Linked DNA regions of Mus musculus: region 2 is linked to region 1. A link is a loop called in an ENCODE intact Hi-C map of the cell type or tissue named here. Cell type or tissue: heart. All regions are shown on one strand.

Region 1 (8,000 bases):
GCAATGAGCCAATGTTGATATGTTACGATTAAAGTCCGCAGTTTATTCAAGTGTCCTTCGTTTGTATCTGGTGCCCATTTTCTGTTCCAGCATCCATCAGGACATGTGGTACCCATTTTCTGGAATTCCTCTTGGCCTAGGCCTGTTTTTCAGATCGTCCTTGGTTCTGATGACCTCACAGTGTGGCTCTGTCAGAATCTGATGATATCACCCATTCCTCTCTTCCTCCCTGTCTTAGTCAGGGTTTCTATTCCTGCACAAACACCATGACCAAGAAGCAAGTTGGGGACGAAAGGGTTTATTCAGTTTACACTTCCACATTGCTGTTCATCACCGAAGGAAGTCAGGACTGGAACTCAAGCAGGTCAGGAAGCAGGAGCTGATGCAGAGGCCATGGAGGGATGTTACTTACTGGATTGCTTCCCCTGCCTTGCTCAGCTGCTTTCTTTTAGAACCCAAGACTACCAGCCCAGAGATGGAACCACCCACAGTGGGCCCTCCTACCCTTGATCACTAAATTGAGAAAATGCCTTACAGCTGGATCTCATGGAGGCATTTCCTCAAGGGAGGGTCCTTTTTCTGTGATAACTCCAGCTTGTATCAAGTTGACACACAAAACTGCCAGTCCACCCCTCTCTCCCTCCTGATCTAACAAGCATTCTTGCCACTGTATCTCTGATCTCTATGTTTGCTACTTTGGCACAGGTTTCTACTAAGTTGCCCAGGCTGGCCTTGAACTCACTTTTCCCAAGGTCTACCTTGAGCTTGCAGTCCTTTTGCCTCAGCTCCTCAGAAGCTGGGACCACAGGTCTGCACCAGCAGGCCTGAGCATCTCCATCACAGGTGCCACACTCTCCTCTCCTCACAGCTCAGATCCCAGATGGGACCTTGGTCACTCAGAAGGCACTCTTCCCTGGAAACATTACCAGAAAGGTAGACCTGTAGTTTACAGCTAAGGGGAGGTCACGGCATCTCCCTGCCCCTTAAGATGCCTGTATAGGGCTGGAGAGATGACTCACTGATTGCTCTTCCAGAGGTCCTGAGTTCAATTCCTAGCAACCACATGGTGGCTCACAACCACCTTTAATGGGATCCAATGCCCTCTTCTGGTGCATCTGAAGACAGCTACATTATACTCGTATACATTAAATAAATAATATATTTTTAAAAAGATGTCTGTATAGGAGCTGGAGTAATGGCTCAGTGATTAAGAGCACTTCCTGCTCTTTTAGAGGACCGGTGTTCAATTCTCATGCTAACTCACAATTGTCTGTAGCCCCAGTTCCAGGGGATCTGACACCTTCACACAGACATACATTAGGGCAAAACGCCAATGCACATGAAAAAGTAATTTCAAAAAGATATCTGTCTAATTTGTTTAGAACTCTGTCCCATTTATTGATGTAGCCAGGCACTTCCAGTGTCAATACGAACCATGTGGACATTTACAGCTAATATGGGTTCTGATCCAATTTAATTTTGGTGCTCACTGTACTGTGTTGTTTATCAATCAGTAAGTAAGGGTGGGGGTGGGGTGGGGAGGGTGGGTGGGGAGGGTTGGGGGTGGCCGAGAGAGTGAAGAGCTGTCACTCCAGCATCTTCCTGATGCCATGGCTGCCTGACAGGGCCTGGAGAGCTTGCTCTGTCCCTCCAGTTTCGGGGAATCAATTTTTCTCTTCTGATCTCAGGCAGGCTATGCAAGCATATGCATATGGCACAACGCTCATATGCATAAAACAAATAAATCTGAATATATATATATATATATATATATATATATATATATTTGGATTTTTGAGACAGGGTTTCTCTGTATAGCCCTGGCTGTCCTGGAACTCACTCTGTAGACCAGGCTGGCCTCGAACTGCCTGCCTCTGCCTCCCGAGTGCTGGGATTAAAGGCGTGTGCCACCACGCCCGGCCAAATCTGAATTCTTAAAAAAACACCCTGACAATAGAAGCTTACTAGAGAAAGGGTTTGTTTTAGCTCACAGCTCAAGCTACAGTCCATCATGGCGGAAATCAAGGCAGCAGGAGCTTGAGGTACCTGGTCACATGGTGTCCAGTCACAAAGAGGCCTGAGTGCACAGGGCTACTTGGCTAGGTTTCCTTTGTGCAGTCTAGAATCCCATGAAAGGGTCACACCCACAGTGGGCCAGCCTTCTCGGTTCATTTAACCAAACCAAGATGGCTACCTCCGACCCCCCAGGCACACCCTGAGGCTCTGCTCCTAGCTGGTTTTAGGTCCTGCCACTAAGTGACAACACTAATCATTCCAGAGAGGGGTGGAGCCAAAGATTGGAGCGTGGAAGTTCTGAAAAGTCAAAGAACTAAAAAACAGCAATGTAAATGGCTTTTTACAAAGAGGGTATCAACTACCATCTCTCTCATTTGTCACCTGGCAGCCATACTGCTCCGCCCCCTAGCTAGTCTCCACCCAGTGGATTCCCTAGTCCACTGGTTCTCAGACTTCCTAATGCGGAGCCTCTTTAATACGGTTCCTCACGTTGTGGTGATCCCCAACCGTACGATTTTATCGTTGCTACTTCATAACTGTAATCTTGATAATATTATGAATTGTAATGTAAATACTTGATATGGGACTCCAGGGGGTCGGGACCCACAGGTTGAGAAACACTGCCCTGGCATCCTTAGGAAACATGTACAGTGGTCCCTACACTACCCTGTGTAGATAGAACGTTCAGACTCAGTGTGGTGACCCACTGTGCCTTCCCTTGGGGGCTCCAGTCAAATGTCGTTCTTCAGAGAGCCCCACTTAAGGCAACAGTGCCTGTCCAAGGCCCTTTGGCTCCTGTCCATCTGCCCATAGAGAATTTGAGGTATTGGCCATCTTCCCCTCCCGCACGAGTCTTTGGGTCCAGAAGGCGGTGGATACCTGTGTTGGTGGCCGACTGTGTAGCCAGTGCTTTGATCAAATCATCAGGCCATCAGGTGGCCCAGCCCCCAGAGGCACCCTGTGTTCTGCTGTGAGCTGGGGAGAGGAGAGCTGGTAACCGCATCTTTACACGGCTTTGGTTTGTTTAAGCGATTACAGAGAACATGTAGTACGTTGACTTATAATTAAAAAGAAAATCCAATAAAGTTAATAAAAAAAGAAATTAAAGTTTTCATTTCCTGGGGACTAAACAAGAATGCAGCAGAAGGGAGCACAGGTGTCTCCTGAGGCTGGTGGATTGGCGGAGTGGAGAGTGCTGGAGGGCGTGGTTGAGTGGAGGGGTGAGAGAGACAGGAGGGGCTGGAATTGAGACTGTGGGGCTGTGTGTCCGGAGGGCTGGGAGGCGAAAGTAGAGGCTGGGAGCCATCGAAGCTGAGATGTACAGTCGGTTTCATGCGGGTTCATTGTGGGATGACTGACAGGGAATGTGGCTTGTGGAGGTGGCGAAGGCTGGCCACCCCGGGACACCACCACTGGACCGTGGACAGCCTGTGGTACACACATATATACATGTCTGTGTCCTCAGAGCCTTTTGGCGTTATTCGTGTCTCATTTCTCCAGCGATAAAATAGAGGTTGGCACAATATGCCAAGGGTCTTCCAGTGTGGATGTCTGCCTCAAAGGATGCTGAGTCCTGAGATCTGTTGGAAATGAGGTTGGGTTAGAGTGCTGTTGGAGGAGTATTCCCACACTTGAGACAGAGGCTCCCCAGTAGGAGGCTCTGCCTCTGGCCAGCAGGGGGCGCTGCGATGCCGCGGCATTGCCCGTTGCTCGGTATGGACGCTGGACTTGCACGCCAGCTGTCCACTGCCTCTTGCCTGAAGGGATCTTTGCCTCTGACCACTCAGGTCGAGCCACGATGTCCAGCGGCACTCCGGTGTCTGCTTCTTTGGGTCGAAGAGATGAGGCTGGGTCAGGAGCCTGTCAAAAATCATTCCTTCCATGCCCCAGGCTCCTCTCTTGGAGTTTCACAGCCAGGTCTCTCTGGCTCTTCCTGCTCTGCAGTCTTTGCCTATAAAGCCGTTTCTAGGTGTTTATCCAATTCTTTCTCGAAGAAGCTGAAAAGCCTTGTGAGCTGTTTTTCTGAAATGTAGAAGCCTCCCAGAGATGGGTCAGCCACATTCCCTCCTGTGCTAGAGTCTCCACCACCTGCGCCTACATTCTATCACGGCCTCCTAGTCCCCAGTCCCTCTTGTGATCTTCTCCTTTCCTGTGGCAGGACAGCTGGAGTGATGTCTCTCCTCCACAGTGGGTCTGGTAGATGCCCTAGACTAGGCAGTTTTAGGCAGTTGAACCCTGGGTTAGCCTATCTCTGGCCAGCCCTCCCTGTGTGATTGCAGTCCCTTCAGATATTTTCCAGGGGCTTCCGCCCCCCCCTCCCCCCCCCCCCCCCCGCCAGATTCCCTAATCCCCACAACCTCTGATGCCCTCAGTGGTGGTGGGGGTGGGGTCTGGGAGAGGTCATGTTCTGGATCATTTGGGACCTCTGGCCTCTCACTTCAGTATCTTGTCTGACCTCCTTCTCTGCATACCCCTCATTGCTTCTGCTACCCCAGGCCTGGCATATTCTTGGGTTTCTCTGTCTCTGTCTGCCTCACCCCCATCTCAGACAAGGTCTCAGGTCCTTGGAGTCATTGTGTGACTGAGAACGGCTTTCAACTTCTGATCCTCTCTGTAATTCTGGGACCACAGACCTGCATCGCGGTATCCGATTGTATGCCATGCTGCAGATTCCTGCAGGCAAGATAAGCGCTCTGCCAACTGCGATACAGCCCTGCCCACTGGGTGTCTATTTGGTCCCAAAGTCAAAGGAAGCTCTGTCACCTCTCATTTGACTAATTTGTACCTTCTCGCTTTCTGGGCTACCTGCTCTGGAGTTCACTGGGCACTTGGTGGGACCAAGATAACAACAGAGCATCCTGGGACTCCGCACCCTGGTGACCAGTCTCTCAGCCTCCAAGTGTGACTTGGAGGAGAGACCCCTGTCAGATGCTCAGCTATCAAAGGAACCCACTTAACCCTTACTGCCTAGTCTTCGGCTGCATCCTGTCTCTCAGTGCCTAGGGTTGCAGGCCCCATTAGACTAAGGCCTAGAGTCTGAGTGTGGGGGGATCCACAGGAGTGAGGCCAGACCAGCTTCCCAGGGAGAGTACCCAGCTGTGTGGCATGTGGAATAGAAAAAGTGGCTTTAGCCAAGGGGGGTGGGAGGTGGGGGTGGGGTGGAACAGGAGGGATGGCTCAGTGGTTAAGAGCAGGTACTGCTCTTCCAGAGGACCTGAGTTCAATTCCCTGAACTCATCACTGTCTGTGACTCCAATTCCAGGGACTCTGAAGCAGAACTCACACATGATAAAGCAACCAGCCCTAGGCCAGTGCAGAGACACACCCACGAAACACACGCTTGCCTCTGCTCTCCATTCTGTCCTCGGTCAGCTGTGGGGATCCGGTCAGTGGGCAACTCCTCAGGATGCCCATGTCACGAGCTGCTGAAACGTTAAGATGTAGGGAGTGCCCTGGACCTGTGCAGACAGACCCGCCTGACCGGGAAGGCCCGGGTTAGGCGCCTGATCATGCCCAGGGCTGCCCAATCCTCAGCAGGGCCCTGAATGACAGGATGGCAGAGTGGTTGTGACCCTGACAAAAACTCACTTTACTGTGTGACTGTGGCAAGGAAACTCCTGTATCTTCTGAGCCTCACTTTCCCTACCTATAGAATGGGCCAACAGTATCTCCAACAGCTATGGCGTTAAATGATGGAGTTTAACAGCAGCTCTGGAAGCTAAGTCTGTGCGGGTACCAGGGACGCTCCTAGGACTGAGTCATGCCCCCCGCAACAAGCTTGGAGTCTGCTCTGTCTCTGATCCCATTCTGTAGATGGAACTACTCCACTGAGCTGCAGAGGCAGAGCACAGAGCAAGCGTCCCCAGAACCAGATCTATCTACATTACTCATCGACACTTGAATTCAGGTTACACATATTCAAACTCACTGAATCCTCATAATCCACCCAGTGAGCCCATGGGCAGGGAACCAAGGCCCAGAGAGGCTGTGGCACTTACCCAGAGCCACACAGCATAGAGGGGCTGAAGGCAGCACTGTCTGGCTCAGGTGACCATGCTCCCTCTTCTCAGGAAATAAACACACAAACCCAAGTACTTGTCATATAAGCACAGATTTCAGGAAAGTATAATGACTTTGCTTTATAAACGGAGGACTGTGGCTTGTAAGACCTGGGAGAGGGCAGGAGCCAACCTCTTCTGCCTCTGATGCAGGAGTGAACAACAGTGAGTTCTGTTGGTAAGACTGGGAGAGAGTGGACCAGCTGAAATGGGTTTTGAAGGATGCGTAGGAGTTTTCCAGGTAGGCACAAAAGGAAACACATCTAGGAAGAGGGAAGAACATGAGGTATAGAGGTGAGAGCGTCTGTGGTGGATGAAGGGAGGAGCTCCTGGCAGAAGGCAGGACCGCATGCTACGGTTTGGATGTCGCTGGACCCAGTCTGACATCCTGTTCTCCACATGGTGAAGGGAGAGGCTGCAGAATCTCTGAGTAGTGGAATCCGGAGAGATGTCTTTAGGTAAGCCACATACATTCATATAAGTAAAATAAAAATAAATTATTAAATAAAATAGGAATTCCAAGCCTGGGGTCAGCAAGGTGGCTCAGTGGGCAAAGGTTCTTGTTACACAAGTCTGGTGATCTGAGTTCAAGTCCTGGAACTTACGTAAAGGGGGAAGGAGAGGAGCAGCTCCATAAACTGTCCTCTGACCCCCAGTGCGTGATGTGGCATGTGCCCTCCCCATCGTGCAAGCACATGCACACACACACACACACACACACACACACACACACACACAGCATGTGCCCTCCCCATCGTGCAAGCACATGCACACACACATACACACACACACACACACACACAGCATGTGCCCTCCCCATCGTGCAAGCACATGCACACACACACACAGCATATGCCCTCCCCATCGTGCAAGCACATGTACACACACACACACACACACACACACAGCATGTACCCTCCCCAACGTGCAAGCACATGCACACACACACACACACACACACACACACACACACACACAGCATGTGCCCTCCCCAACGTGCAAGCACATGCACACACACACACACACACACACACACAGCATGTGCCCTCCCCATCGTGCAAGCACATGCACACACACACAAACACACACAGCATGTGCCCTCCCCATCGTGCAAGCACACACACACACACACACACACACACACACACACACACACACAGCATGTGCCCTCCCCATCGTGCAAGCACATGCACACACACACACAGCATGTACCCTCCCCATCATGCAAGCACATGTACACACACACACAGCATGTGCCCTCCCCATCATGCAAACACATGTACACACACACACACATACATATGACATGTGCCCTCCCCATTGTGCATGCACATGTACACACACACATGTACACACACACACACTGCATGTGCCCTCTCCATCATGCAAACACATGTACACACACACACACAGCATGTGCCCTCCCCATCATGCATGCACATGTATACACACACACACACACACACACACACACACAAACACACACACAGCATGTGCCCTCCCATCATGCAAGTACATGTACACACACACACATACATATGACATGTGCCCTCCCCATCATGCATGCACATGTACATACACACACACACACGTACACACACACTGAATGTGCCCTCCCCATCACGCAAACAAATGTACACACATTCAGCATCTGCCCTCACCATCATGTAAGCACATGTGTACACAAGTGTACATGAAGACATCAACCACAGGTGTTGGCATGAGTGAGATTCCACGGGGCATAATGGGTACATAGCTGGGTGCTTAGGACTCTGTTTTCACACGTGCACAATCCTGGGCACACTCCGTACTCTGCACATTTGTGTGTGTGTGTGTGTGTGTGTGTGTGTACATGTGTGTGTGTACTCTAATGGTATAAATGGAGAGGCTAGACTCTGTGTGATGGGGCCAGTACTTAGGATGAGT
Region 2 (8,000 bases), 220 kb after region 1:
GCCACTCTCCCAGAGGAGCCAGGTTCAGTTCCCATCACCCACATGGTGGCCTACAGCCATCTCTTAAGTCCAGCCCCAGAGGAGCCCATGCCTATTTCTGGCTTCCTTGGGCACCAGCTGTGCTCACTGTACAGAGATCTACAGACAGATAACAAAACACCCATGCACATAGAATTAAAAATAATTTAAAAAAGAAGTTCAAAGTTACATAGTTTGACTCCAGCCTGGACTATATGAGACTCTATCTTAAAAAAGAAAAGAAGTTAATAAAGTATTTGTGACTTTTAATTTTTGTAAAATACAGAATTGTAGGGCCAGGCATGGTAATGCACACTTTTAATCCTAGGACTCTGGAAGCAGAGGCAGGCAGATCTCTGTTCTGTTAGTTGCAGGTCTATAGAGAGAGTTCTGGTTCAGTCAGGGCTACATAGTGAGAACCTAGTTTGTTTGTTTGTTATAAAGAGGCTATTTCTCACTTATTTTCATTATCTACATAGGCTTTTTTTTCTTTTTTGTTAGTGATCTTAAAAATAGACTAATGTATTAAAAATTACATTCTAGAAAACTACCCTTGGTCATGGCTAGACTGAGCCCTCCCAACACCCTAGCATCAAACTTGATATGAAGGTAAAAATGACTTCCTTTGACTTTGGGAACATCCTGCCAGCCCTCCTGCTGGGAGCCACACGTGGGCAGAGCCATGCCAGGCTTTCTTCTGGTACTTGAGAGCTGTTGAATTTTATTAGAGCCTGAGCTATGTTGGATTTTAATAGAAAACTATCTCAGTGACACACACACAATGCTTCTTACCGTAAAGATAAAGAGTTCCTTTTAATTAACACTTATTTCTACATTTAGATGACGTTTGTGGGTAATGGCGAGTGCTTTGAATGCTGCTGGCATCCTGGCAGAGTAGCTTACTTAGGATGTAGCTGCTTCTTTGGCCCAAGGGGTTGTTTGATGAACCTTAGGTGCTTCAGCTGGCTTGTGGTGAGGAATACATATTTGATTTTGTTCTTGTGTGGAGACTATTTGTGCTAGCAAGTCCTTAGATAGTACCTGAGAGCAACTCTGTCCTCATACAGGTCGATTACTACAACTAGTATAGTATCTAGCAGATGGGAAACACTTACCTGTTTAACAAGGATGTGACCAAGTGCTTTGTATAAATGCAAATCCTCTGATTATTTATAAACTAGAGAATTGGCCAGACCTTACAGTTGTGTAGTTTGCTGCTTGGCTCCCACTTTTTGCATTAATGGACAATTTAAGTGGACTATTATTAGTGGACTATTGTTGCTACAGTTTAGGATCGACAGTACCAGAGTCAGGTTAGAAGTAACCGTATTTATTGGTCTCTTTATGAGCCTCGTTGGTTACATGTTCTCTTCCCTAACAGTGTATTCGCTTTATGTAGAGCAGCTCAGCAGGGTCTGAGTGACTCCTGTTACCTGTTAAAGTTACATAGCAGTTCAGCGTCAAGTGTACTGAACAGTTTCTTACTAAGGTTATTTCGTAGCAAGATTTCACTCACTTCAGCCGAGTAGAACCAATATATTAAGAAAAAGCCATATCATTCATCCCAGGCCTCGGGGGGCAGAGGTAGGCAGAACTCTGTGAGACCAGGTGGCCTCGTCTGTACAACAAGTTCCAGGACAGCCCGGCTACATAGTGAGACCCTCATCTCAGGAGGAAGAAGGGGGAAAGTTAAGCTTTGCTTATTTTAATTAATTAAAAATTAGCCCCAAAGTTTTGCAGTAGGTACTAAGTAGATGCTGAATAATAAAAATGTCTCTGGTGCCCATCACATGACAGACATTCAGTAAATACTGTTTTCCTTCCTTTTGTCAACTCGACTATACAGGTCCTCCATTGTCATTTGTATGACTCAGCTGCAGGGTAGCTGGCAAAATAGCAGTATAAGCATGCTGCAAGCAGATTGTATGCCCGTCATTGTTTTTTCATGGATGGTTTTAGTTTTCTTAGAACCGTGCCGACCTGGTGGTGACTGATTCTCAGAATTTTGACTTCTCTGCAACTGACACATGAAAAGTCACCCAGTTGTAGCATGGCTGTGCACCAAGTGTCAACCGCCTCAGCGGTGCTCCCATAGCTGAGGCAAGTTATGGTGACGGTTCATTTATAATTATTAAAGGCCAGGTCGGTTTCCTTGTGTGGTTGTGCCAGTTAGCTGCTCTAGTTCTGTGGCCTGCAGTGCCCATGTGGCTGCCCTTGTGTGTGGGTTCTCACTCTGGTAGATGTGGTGGCTGATGCTGAAGGAAACTGCCAGTATGACTCCCTTGAGTGTTTCATGGCCTTTTGTATCATGAGACTGATACCAGCAGACCCTGCAGCATCCAGTGTGGCAGACATCATGTGGTAGTAGGTATTTCTTCATCAAACACATGCTGTCTGCTTTAAAGATAGTTTGGTGAATTTGACAGATATGGCTCTTGGTATGATAGAATTTACATTCTAACTGAAATTGGGGACTCATACAAGCCTGTAAAATAATATCCATTTCAAACCATTTGAGGAGAATAATGAATCAAAGTGTATGGAATGTAATGATTTTAAATTTTGTGTGTTGTGAGGAATTCCATGGCCTAAGAAGAATATGGTGATATAATTTTTTCCCTCATTTTTTTTTCTCTTTATAGACAAGATGCTCCAAGTCCCCTGCAGTTCTCTTCGAAAGAAGACGAGGAGTGCTCTGCGCCTGCCGTAAGAACAGCCCTTTTTGACTTAAGGTGGCGGTGGTGCTGTGACACAGGAAGAACTGCATGCAGGCTGCAGGAGTTTCTTATTCTCACTTCTTGAGTAGTTAGTTCTCCGTGGAGGGAGAAAGATTTGAGTCTTAATTGCCCTGTTTTCAAGGTGTTCTGTGTCGTCTGAACTGGGCCACTTCCTAATGAGCTACACAGCCAGTCCTTGTCCGGAGCTGGTTGAACCCTGTGCAGTGCATGCAGAAGGAATGGCCCAGGAAGAGAGCCATCGAAGTCAGGCGCCACCCACCTTCTACCATGGTGCCAGCCAGGAGCTCGACCTGTCCACCAAAGTGTATAAAAGGGAGTCTGGAAGCCCTTACTCTGTGCTAGCAGACACCAAGATGAGCAAACCACATCTCCACGAGACGGAGGAGCAGCCATATTTCAGGGAGCCAAGGGCAGTGTCTGATGTGCATACTGTCAAGGAAGACCGGGAGAATTCTGATGACACGGAAGAGGAGGAGGAAGTCTCTTACAAAAGGGAGCAGATCATAGTGGAGGTAAACCTTAATAACCAAACATTAAATGTCTCTAAAGGGGAAAAGGGTGTCTCTTCCCAGTCCAAAGAGACGCCTGTCCTTAAGACAAGCAGTGAGGAAGACGAGGAAGAGACTGAGGAGGAGGCCACAGATAACAGCAGTGACTACGGAGAGAACGGACGGCAGAAGAAAAAGGAGAAGCAAGTGGAGAGAGTCAGGGTTACACAGAGGCGAACCCGGAGAGCGGCCTCTGCTGCCGCAGCTACCACTTCCCCTGCACCCCGCACAACTCGAGGCCGTAGGAAAAGTGCAGAGCTACCCAAGAGGAAGAAGCGGGCCACCAAGGAGGCTAAAGCGCCAGTTCAGAAAGCTAAGTGTGAAGAGAAAGAGACTCTGACCTGTGAGAAGTGCCCCAGGGTGTTTAATACTCGCTGGTACCTGGAGAAGCACATGAACGTTACTCACAGGCGCATGCAGATCTGTGATAAATGTGGCAAGAAGTTTGTCCTGGAAAGTGAGCTGTCCCTTCACCAGCAAACAGACTGTGAAAAAAACATTCAGGTAGGTCTCACCAGCGGAGGGCAAAGTTTCCAGGCTAGGACCTGGCTGTTCAGAGTCATCTGGTGTCTGCCCAAGAGGATAGAGGCTGAAGGGACAGATTTCACCAATTATCACTTTAGACTCTGCTGCTTGGGTCTTTTCAAAACCAAGGCTTAATCCTGTCTTTCAAAAGCATTACACTTAACTGACGATGGATTAGTGAGAACCAGGTGCACTGGAAGGGGGATTGGTTATAGATGACTGACTGGGATGTAAAGTCAGCGCCGACTTTGCACTGAGAGTCTCTGTTGTGGGACCTGTGAGATAATTCATTCTGGCATCTTCTGTCACGGTGGGAGGTTTGCCGAGTGAGGGCCAGGAGTAGAGAAAGGTCCTTTCCAATTAGAAGGATGTCAGAGTCTAGTGCAGCTGATGGGGACAGAGACCATGACTCAGACCTGTGGAAATGGAAGATCTCCTTACACCCGTGGAGAGATGGCAACACTAAATGTGTCAAGAGGCAAGCCCGTGGGAATATGCAAACCTTAAACAGAGGCTGAGCTGTTTGAAAATGTTGCTTACCTGGCAGTAGGGTTACATAATAATGTTGCTGTACAGTGCTGCTGATGTAACAAAGCGTGCTATTCAAACCACTCTGGTGTCTTGGAAAGATTGTACTGTGACAGGTTAAGAGGTGTTGAATTTATTGCAGCTATATTGGTGTATGTATATGTTTGTGTATTAATGGATATTCATACATGGTAAGTCTGTTATGTGTCCATAAGATGTATATAATAATTACCATATTGAAGCTAACTTTAAAAGATAAATTGTTTTACTTTTGGTGTGGGAAGTTTAATTTTCTCTTTTAGACAATTGTTTTTAATCAATAACTGAATGCCTTTCTTTAAAGAGATTTTTGGTTTTTTTTATAAGCCACTGATTTAGCTTGTAAATCATGACATGATAGAGGTATGCTGGGTAAATAAAAGAGACTCTGGCCATGTTCTCCAGCAGGTGCCTGGGCAGAAGTTGGTTGCAGGGTCAGTCCAATGGAGCATGGTTCAGTGCTGCCCCCTAGAGGTCAAACTTGGATTTCATAGTGGCTCTTTACTGAAAAGGCATTCCTCATTTCTGTCTCTATGATCTGCTTATTTTGTGGGTTCCCTCCCTCCCTCCGTCCTCCCCCTCTTCTTCCTTTCTTCTTATTCTTTTTTTTTTTTTTTTTTTTTTTTAGCTTGAATTTGATTGAGTAACCAAAAACACCAGGTCTTGTTTGTAAGCTTCTGTGCTTCTCCTATCATAGCATGTTCACCCTTGTGCTTGTGTTGTGTGGGTTCTGCTGACTGAAAGCCGTGCAGACTCCTAGGCTGAAGAGATGGCTCAGCACTGGGCACTCTTCAGAGAACCTGAGTTTGGTGCCCAAGGCTCTCATGGCAGCTCATCCCCCCGTTCCAGGGATCTAACATCCTCTTCTGTCCTCCTTGGGCACCAGCCACATATGCAGTATATATACATACAGCAGACAAAACACTCAACTATATAAAGAAATACTTTTTAAAAAAACCCAAGCCCTTTCCATTCCTAAAGAATCTTGTGCTGTGTGTCTTCATGCAGCTCCTGACAACCCTGACAATCTCATGAGAAGAGAAAACTAATCGTTGCAGAAATGGTGGCTTACAGGGGCCATCTGACCTTTTCCAGAGCAGTGTCCATCCAGGGGCTTGTCTCTGAGCTCTTGGTTCTTGACCTCTGCAGTGGCAGTGGCACTCAAGGGCTGTAGTGACTGAGTTCTCTTACTGTTCATTCCTCAGAGCCTGGCAGTTGTCAAGAATTTTCTGGTATCGTTTGGTTGATTTAGTCATTCTTTATGCCTAATAATCCAGGCTGCTGCTGAGCCATGGTTTGGAGAACTAGGCGTTGTGATATAAGGAGGTCTGGAATTGGGGGTGGGGGGTGGGGGGTGGGGGGTGGGGGTGGTCAGTGGTTTAAGAGGTTGCGTTAGCTTCTGCTGGAGGGAAATGGCAGACTGAATTAAATTTAGGGAAAGTTAGTAAATCTTGAACATTTTGTTACAGAATTCTTCAAAATGTGTTTTCTAAAGCATGAGGACATTTTTATACCCTTCAGATCTATAATACTTATATATCTTGTCTTTGGTTGTGCTAACTTCAGGCTTATTTATATTCTCTGGTAAGTACATCTTAACTGCATGGCAGCCTGGGTAGAAGGCAGCTGTACGTGCTGGTCTGTGCCGTAGCGTGCCTGAAGTTCTAGCAGGTGTGCCAGCCTGGACTTACACTCCCCACACCTGAGACTGGAGCAGGATCAGATTTGAGGTTGGCCTTAGTGGCTCAGGGTTTGAGGGTGGTTCTATAGTGAGACACTCTTTCTCAAAACAAGCAACAAAACAGAATACATAAACACCAAAAAGGATATTGGATGTTCTTTTCATCAGTGGAGCACGGGAGCGGTAATAGCAATTAGTTCTTTGCTGCTCGTGGGACTTCTTACTTCTTGCCTTAGGTTTGCTGCTGTTTGCTTGCTCCCAAGGTATCTAAAAGGTGGGTCTTGGAAAATAGAACATACAGAGGTTAGTGTTGGAAGATGAACTGCATGCAGGAATCGTTTTTGTTAGGATTCTGGTCTTGTGCCATGAATCTAAAGTAGATCCATTTCCTCTGCCAGGAGGTAGGATGGCCTCCTGAAGCCTCAGTAAATAAAGATTCTTTCTGCTTGTCCTGCTAGTGTGTTTCCTGTAACAAATCCTTCAAGAAACTCTGGTCCCTTCATGAACATATCAAGATTGTCCATGGATATGCAGAAAAAAAATTTGCCTGTGAAATTTGCGAGAAGAAGTTCTATACCATGGCTCATGTACGAAAACACATGGTTGGTGAGTCTCCGCCCCTCTTTCTCCACCTGCAGACTCCTGGAGTGCTCTCTGCTCCACATTGGGCAGGATATGCAGAGTCAGCATACTGCAGTCAGTTTTAGCTTGTTGAGACTATATGTAGCTTGTCTTTAGTAAGCATGATCAGGTTGGACAGTGCAGTCTTCCCTACCCAGAGTTCTTTTCAGTAGTGCAATTTGTTCTCTCTTTGGAACATTACTGTCAAAGTGAGAGGTAGAAATGAAGACAGCGTAGTTTCCTCACCTTATGGCATCTGGCTTCTCCATTCTGGGGGTTTTAGTGGAATTGTTTTGAGTTTAAATGCATTTTTCTGTGTTACAGCACACACAAAAGACATGCCATTTACATGTGAGACCTGTGGAAAGTCTTTCAAGCGCAGTATGTCACTCAAGGTGCACTCCTTGCAGCATTCTGGAGAGAAACCCTTCAGATGTGAGGTAAGGGGCAAGCTATGCCCAGGCCCTGTCCATGGCTAGGGTTGCGTGGATGACGCAGTAGTAGATGGAGTGCGGGGTGCAGAGCACAAGGCTGGGACACACTGGAGCTTCTGGCATGCGAGGTGCTTGGTGATCTCTCAGTGCTGAGAAGAGAGATGGCCCATCAGCACCCAGTCTCTTAGGGGTAACTGAGAGTGATGTGCAGTGGCTGATCTTTCTCTCAGTGATTCAGAGAAGCTGAGTCTGAGCCAGTGATAATTACCTGAGAAATTCCCCGTGTTCATAACTCAGCTGCAGGAGCAGTGGATACAAACGAACGGCCGCCGTAAGCAGGCTGTGTTTTGAATATGAGAAGAAACCTGTAAGCTGCTGAGGGTGGGCTGGAGTGATACTTCTCTGCTTGGCAACCAGCACTGTCCTCTGTCCCCTGCAGAACTGCGATGAGAGGTTCCAGTACAAGTACCAGCTCCGCTCCCACATGAGCATCCACATTGGGCACAAGCAGTTCATGTGCCAGTGGTGTGGCAAGGACTTCAACATGAAGCAGTACTTCGACGAGCACATGAAGACGCACACTGGTAAGGATTTCTTGGTGAAGGTGTAAATAGCCCCAGTGCTTGCCATAAGTTTGCATCAGTTTCCTGTTTTATTCTGTTTTATCTTGAGATGAAGTCTTGCTGTGCAGCCCAGGCTGGTCTCAGACTCACAGCAGTCCTCCTGTCTCAGTTTCCTAGGTGCTAAAGTCAAAGGTGTCTACCACTGTGACTGGCACACATTTGCATTGTAATCTCACTTTAAGTAAGCCTGAGATATATAAATAAATGTAATACTGGAATTTTCTCTTTTATAATTATTTTTCAAA

What was found. Hi-C counts contacts between places; a loop is a spot of excess contacts. Peaks named below come from ENCODE experiments on the same cell type or tissue, not always from the same donor. Only the 100,000 strongest peaks of a DNase experiment are listed, where the experiment ranks them.
Region 2: it touches region 1 in a loop (4-fold over the local background); 14 of 42 quality-filtered maps call a loop at or near these places.

The regions. Positions count from the first base shown.
Region 1 is chr11:95,530,257-95,538,256 of GRCm38, forward strand. No RefSeq gene overlaps it. Among named protein-coding and RNA genes, the nearest start is that of Nxph3, 20 kb to the left of the region's middle. In heart, a CTCF peak has its summit at 3,689 (motif pointing right); a DNase peak (open chromatin) is centred at 3,695; H3K4me3 peaks cover 388 bases; H3K27ac peaks cover 254 bases; H3K27me3 peaks cover 2,708 bases.
Region 2 is chr11:95,746,340-95,754,339 of GRCm38, forward strand. It overlaps Zfp652 (zinc finger protein 652), which reads left to right and starts at 2,728. Exons shown (of 5, transcript NM_201609.2): 1 at 2,728-3,808; 2 at 6,536-6,683; 3 at 7,023-7,138; 4 at 7,572-7,716. The coding sequence starts at 2,912. In heart, a CTCF peak has its summit at 4,861 (motif pointing left); DNase peaks (open chromatin) are centred at 3,582 and 4,842.